2 separate regions of the Homo sapiens genome follow, and region 1 is linked to region 2. A link is a contact called in ENCODE Hi-C or POLR2A ChIA-PET data. All regions are on one chromosome and are shown on one strand. Each heading gives the region's core, a stretch centred on a gene start or an enhancer-like site at or near the end of the contact. The rest is flanking DNA. Distances are from core to core; before and after follow the strand shown.

Region 1 (2,884 bases), core at 110-2,609, 40 kb before region 2:
TAAGAATCAGCTTGTTTCCTTTCAACGTTCTCCCCTGCAACCACCATTCCTGAACACATACAAATATATGTATTGGCCCTCATCCCCACCATTACCACTATCAAGCTGAAAACTAAAACTCCTCACACATTTCCCAAAATACTTGGGTTGTCCTTAATCTTATTCAAGTCAAGGCGGATTCCGATTCCCTTGCTGACAGGCCTTCCTCTTTCTTGTTACATTTAGAAACAACTGGAATTCAACTTTCATAAACAACCGTCACATCCCCACAACCCCTGACACCAAAACACAGGAGACTTTTAAGTGTGGGGATCCTTCAGCCCCAATGATAAGAAAATTTAAAGAGGGAGTCTACCTATTTCCTTGACGTGAATTAGAAGCCCTTCTCATACTTAAAAATTCCACTGCTAGCTTTGATGGGAAGAGGATACGGTGGTGGGATATTCAGTCACCAAAAATCATCTGTCTTCTCTTCCCTTTACACATACAAACAACACAACAAAGTCCAAATATACAAGATTGACCCCCTCCCCCTAATTTTGACTGCCCCTTCTCGCCATTTAATCCAATAGCCTTAGAAAATTACACGTCACTTCCCAAGCATATGCTCCACACATACCTCCAGTTGCTCAGGACCAAAACTTTGCAGTCATTACTGACTCTGCTTTCCTAATCTAATAGAAATGTAATTAGAAAACCTCAACCTACATCTAACCTGTCAGCAGACCTTTTCAACTCTACCTTTGAAACCTATCTGAAATCCAGCCACCTTCCCCACTGCCACCCTATCCACTCCACCTACTGGCTGGCCTCTCTGCTGCTACTCTTTCCCCTTTTCAGTCTTTACTCAACAATTTGTTTTTTGAAACATAGGTCTGATCATGAGTTCACTCTGCTCAAAAGCTTCCAGTGCCTTTCCATCTCAGAATAAAAGCCAAAATCCTTACAGTACCAAAAGTCCTGCACAGTGTTGCCTTCTCCCCTCACTACCCTCTGACCCTCCTACTCGCTACACACCAACCACAGGAGTCACCTCCCTGCTTGTTGAACTCGCCATTTCTACTCCCTCATTTGGATGACTGTTGCCCCTAATCTCCATATGTCTCATCATCTTATTTTAAATGGCAAACCCACCAAATCTCCCTATCCCCCTCTCTTGTTTGTTTTTTTTCCATTGTTTTATCAACACTATTAAAATATGTGTTGATTTATTATTAGTCTCTTCTGACTATGCTTCAGGAAAGCAGGGATTTTTGTCACTTTTGTTCACTGCTACAAAGAAGGACTTACATTTCCTGGCATACGGTCACTCGATAAATACTTTCTGAATGACTAAGTGAACACAGAGGCATACGGGAATTCTAAACTACCTCCGCCCCCACCACCACCACTGCCTCCACACACACAGTTAACCACTTTTTCTTCTAGGGATTACAAGTACTCTCACACTCACCAAAAGCAAGGTACTAACTGACCATCTTGTATCTTTTGTCAACAGAGGAAAGGTATACTTAATTGGTAGTTTTATGATGATGATTGTTATGGAAAAGGAGAATGAGTTTTTGTGTAGTAATGGATCTTAGGCATTACAGATATTTTAAAACTTCCAATGATTGTAGAATCTTTCTCACCTGAAGTTTTAGCTCTCTGTCTTCTCTCACCAGACCCTTTCCTTCCCTCCATCACTGCTGCTATTTACAGTGAAAAGACCCCCAAATAGGATCTCCATATAGTTAAGAATATAGATTGATAATAATTTTGGGCCTTCTGTTTTTAGAAATAATCCAAAATGAGTAGGCAGAAATTATTTCATGAGCTAGCTTCTTAAAAGAAAAACCTAAATTAAGTTGCACATCTTTCAATTAAGTATTACTGAATATAGAACTTGGCTTCAGAGATGTGGATTAAGCCCTTGGATTAGCTTTCTTTTTCTGGCTTCAGAAATAGAAATTCTAAGTCTAAGCAACACAGGAGATAAAAACATTTTGAGTTTCATAAGTTTTAGTTATATTATTTTCAGGTACTCAAAAATGCCAAGAATGAATGCTGATTCCATGTTGCCCTGGAAGCCTGTTTTTTAAGCAGTGGAGGAACAGCTATCATGAGTTCTGGAAAGATTTAGTCCCACAATTTCAGCTTCAGTCCTTCCACTCTTCATCATGGAGCATTCAGTACTATCTCTGAAAAATAGAGTTGTTCAAATTTGAGGCCTTTAAATGAAGTTTCAGGGATTCTATTTTGCTTGAATATTCTTCCCAAGACTTTGCATTCCAATTTGAGAAAGATCTTGCAGGGGTGCTGTTCAGATATTAGATACAGGCTGACCCAAGGTCAAGCTTTTGGCTAAAAAGACAGACATATTTGAATGGATACTTAAATTTGTATCGTTATTCTTCGATTGCCCTGTGATTTGGAGAATTTGTTTAAAATGCACCTGATTAAAGTTTCCTAATACTGTGGCTGTAAGTTGTTAACCATTCCATAGAGACTTCCTGAAGAACATGATGGACTATAGATCAAACCATGTTGGTTGAGCAGAATCACAACTTCTAATTAAAAGTTCTTTGAATCCCCCAAATCCACATTTCTTTACTTGTTACTTTTATTACTTGGGTGTCCTTGATGTTACTGGAACTTGCTAAGCCATGTAGGTGCCACTCCTGACCATTGAAAACAAGTACAGTCACTTTGAATGATCATACTTTTTGGCTCCAAGTTATATTGGAAGGAGTTTGTAATGATTTGAGGATTGCAGAGCTGATCTGAGATGAATTTCATGTGTGAGCTTCCATCCCAAGTGTGGCTGGCTCTTGGCCTCAGAGAACTGTACTTTCCAGGATGTAGAGGATTGTTCTAGCTAGTTTTGGAACTACCTGCAGCTGAT
Region 2 (2,700 bases), core at 19-2,518:
GAATATCAGCAGAATGGCACACACCCCTCTTCAAAGTATTTATTTTCTCAGTGGCAATTAGCGCCACAAACGAGAGGATGAGTGCCCCGTCACTGGTGTTCTCACTGATTTTTATGGTAGATGAAACAACTCCCTCCAAACGCACCTCTAGGAGCCGAATCTGGTCACCGGCGTACCAAAACCAAGCCGGGAGTCGAGTCTGTAGGGGGTGATTCGTGAGGACAACAATTGTTTTTGGGACAATTTGACTTTTTCTTGATGCTACCTGTTGTGTTTTCTCAGATGAGAGAAAGAGAAGGCGGTTCAAATTAGAGGGTCTCTAAAAGATAATTAGTCAGCAAGAGTCCTGGTGAGCGTTTGTTTAAACAGCTCCTATTAGGGAACCGCGAGCATCGTTAAGTTCATTCATGTAGACTGTATCCTTTCTGTAAGGAATAATCATGTTGGACTTTTGTTTCCTGAAACAAAACCCGACAAAGAGTTGGCTAATGTTTAAGATAAAGGACTGTTGGGAGCTATGTATCTCTATATCAATCATTCTATTTTGCCCTGAAATGTAAGCTTTTCCCCTAGTGTCCCCCTAGCTGCTCCCCATAGGAAAACTCCCCGGCCGAGTTTCCACGGTGAAAAAAATCAGCCCCAAACCCAAGCCATTTCGAAAAAGACGCACTTCTTTGGGATTAATTTAAAGACAGTTATTGTATTTATTTCCTCTGGCAATGAATTCCGTGTCGCCATGGTTTCAGAGAAACGAGAAAGAGAAAATAACTCCCCAAACCGGCCTCGCGCACGCCGTCGGCCAGCGACTGCCAGCGGGATGGGCCTTTGGGCGAACCCTGCCTCCTCCGCCGGTAGACCTAACCCGCAGGCCCGACCTCCGCTGCCTCCGGACGTTCCCGGTTCTGCTGGGCCGCCGCGCTGGACTGAGCGCTCAACCACCCGACCCCAGGGAGCTCGAGGAGCGCGGGTCGCGCACGACGTCGGGAAGGCCCAGGAGGCCGCGAGCAGCGGCGGCAACCGGACAGCGCCGACCCGGCACCCTGAGCTCATTAGGAGTCCAGCGGTCCCGCGGGTAGTAAGATTCAGAGCCCGGAGCCTGGGCGCGCGGAGGGCGGCTCGGGGCCGACTCGTGTCACTCAGCCCTATTGGCCAATGAGCGCCTCGCCCCTGGCCGCGCCAGGCCAATGGGAGGCGAGGGGGCTTGTGAGTGGCATTGAGGGAGGGCGGGAGAGAGGCGGCCCCGGAGTGAAGTTGAAGCTAAACCCTTAAGCTATAAAGAAGTTACGGGGGGCAGTTTTCGGCTTCCAATTAGGAATAATAGTGAACTGGCTTCGTAGCAACTACGGAGGACCAGGATTCTAAAATCACCTCACTCGTCCCAAAGCTTGCATCCTCCTCTTTCTGCCACGCACCCCTCCTCCAATTCATGATCCAGAAAAGGGAGCCGGGAATGCTCTGCTCCTCTCTGCCGGTGGGAAGCGGAGAGGCCGGCGGTGTCGCTGGGTTGGACGGTAGGCATGAGAACAGTTAAGAGATGGGCGCCCCCGAAACCTCTGCCGCTTGTGGGGACTGAAGGTAGGTGAAGCAGAAGACGCCCCGCGCCCGCCCAGCAGCCCCGCAGCTCCGCGGTGGTGTGGGAGAGGCCGCGGCGCCTCCCACCCCCGGGGGAGCCTGCGAGGGGCTGTCGCGAGCGCGCCACCTGTTAACCTGGCGCTGCTGGGCCCCGCTTGTTGCAGCCCCTGCTGGGCAGCCAGAGCGCTGGGTCGCCTTGGGAGTCCCGAGAGACTTGGTGTGTAAGTGTCACTTTTTGAGGAATCCCTCAGACTTGAGACCCAAGTTAAAGAGGTAGCCAAGGTCCAGATCTGCCAAGGTAGGGAGCTGAAAGGCCCCTGCCTCGCCTTGGAGGAATTCTGATTTGCGGAAACCTGCTTTCCTGGGACGTGCGCCCGGCCTGGGCGCGGACTCGGGGATCCGCGGCGGAAGATCCCTTGCGGGTCTTCAGAAATATGTATTTTGTTGTTTGGGCAACTTCCCAGGGGTCTGGAGGATGCGGCTGGCATGGGTGAGGGAATGCCAGCATTATTTGCAGGGGGCTGTCTCGCTGCCGATTTACCCGTTTCTTTAAAAACAAACCCAAAACGCCTGGCTAGGCGCACTGAGGCCCTTTCCGGCCGTGTTTTTGGAATTGGGACGAGTGTGTGAGTACTTGTGGAGCCGCTGATCTCTTATGCTCTGATGCTGTTGTCTTCACAGGGCCTTGAAAGAGTTGTCTGGGGTTCCTGCTCTTCCCAAAGGGGCTCGGAGATACCTTAAATGCCGCGAGACTGAAGAGCAAACGTCAGGGATTATTATGTCGATTTTCCGAGGACCAGGGTTCGCAGCTGGCAGTAGAAGAAAAGGCTGGCTCCTCAGGGGTCCCACTGGCATTTGATACCCTGAACGACCCTCAGGATTGCCCAAATTCGGTGGATCGCCCAAATTCGGTGGATCAGCAACTTTCCTATACTGCATCCCGAATTTTCAAAGAACATATTTTCCGTTCACCCCCGCTGGTCTTTTACTGCCATCAATACACTGTTCTTGGTGCAAATACTTCAGCCTCTTTATTCAAAGTATGTTTTATGTTTTTGCCAAATATGATCTCTAATTGAAAGTTTATTTTTGGTTTTGGATGAATCTGCGGAGCTTAAGTTGTGAGAA

What was found. Hi-C counts contacts between places; a loop is a spot of excess contacts on that map. ChIA-PET counts read pairs that join two places held with the same protein, here RNA polymerase II (POLR2A).
Region 1: a loop to region 2 is called in a map of ascending aorta, with 1.9 times the contacts of the local background. The contact joins the enhancer-like site here to the promoter of SIM1 in region 2. A Hi-C loop is called at or near these places in 1 of 168 maps with a recorded cell type or tissue (ascending aorta). POLR2A ChIA-PET finds 5 or more read pairs at or near these places in 1 of 52 experiments (H1).

Annotation. Positions count from the first base shown.
Region 1 is chr6:100,503,451-100,506,334 of GRCh38, reverse strand. No RefSeq gene overlaps it. Among named protein-coding and RNA genes, the nearest start is that of SIM1, 40 kb to the right of the region's middle. Within about 2 kb of position 1,359, at least 5 of the 41 ENCODE cell types and tissues checked have a DNase peak (open chromatin) inside an H3K27ac peak, as active enhancers do; they include ascending aorta, where a contact is called at or near this core.
Region 2 is chr6:100,463,489-100,466,188 of GRCh38, reverse strand. SIM1 (SIM bHLH transcription factor 1) reads left to right here and starts at 1,268. Exons shown (of 12, transcript NM_005068.3): 1 at 1,268-1,575; 2 at 2,254-2,700.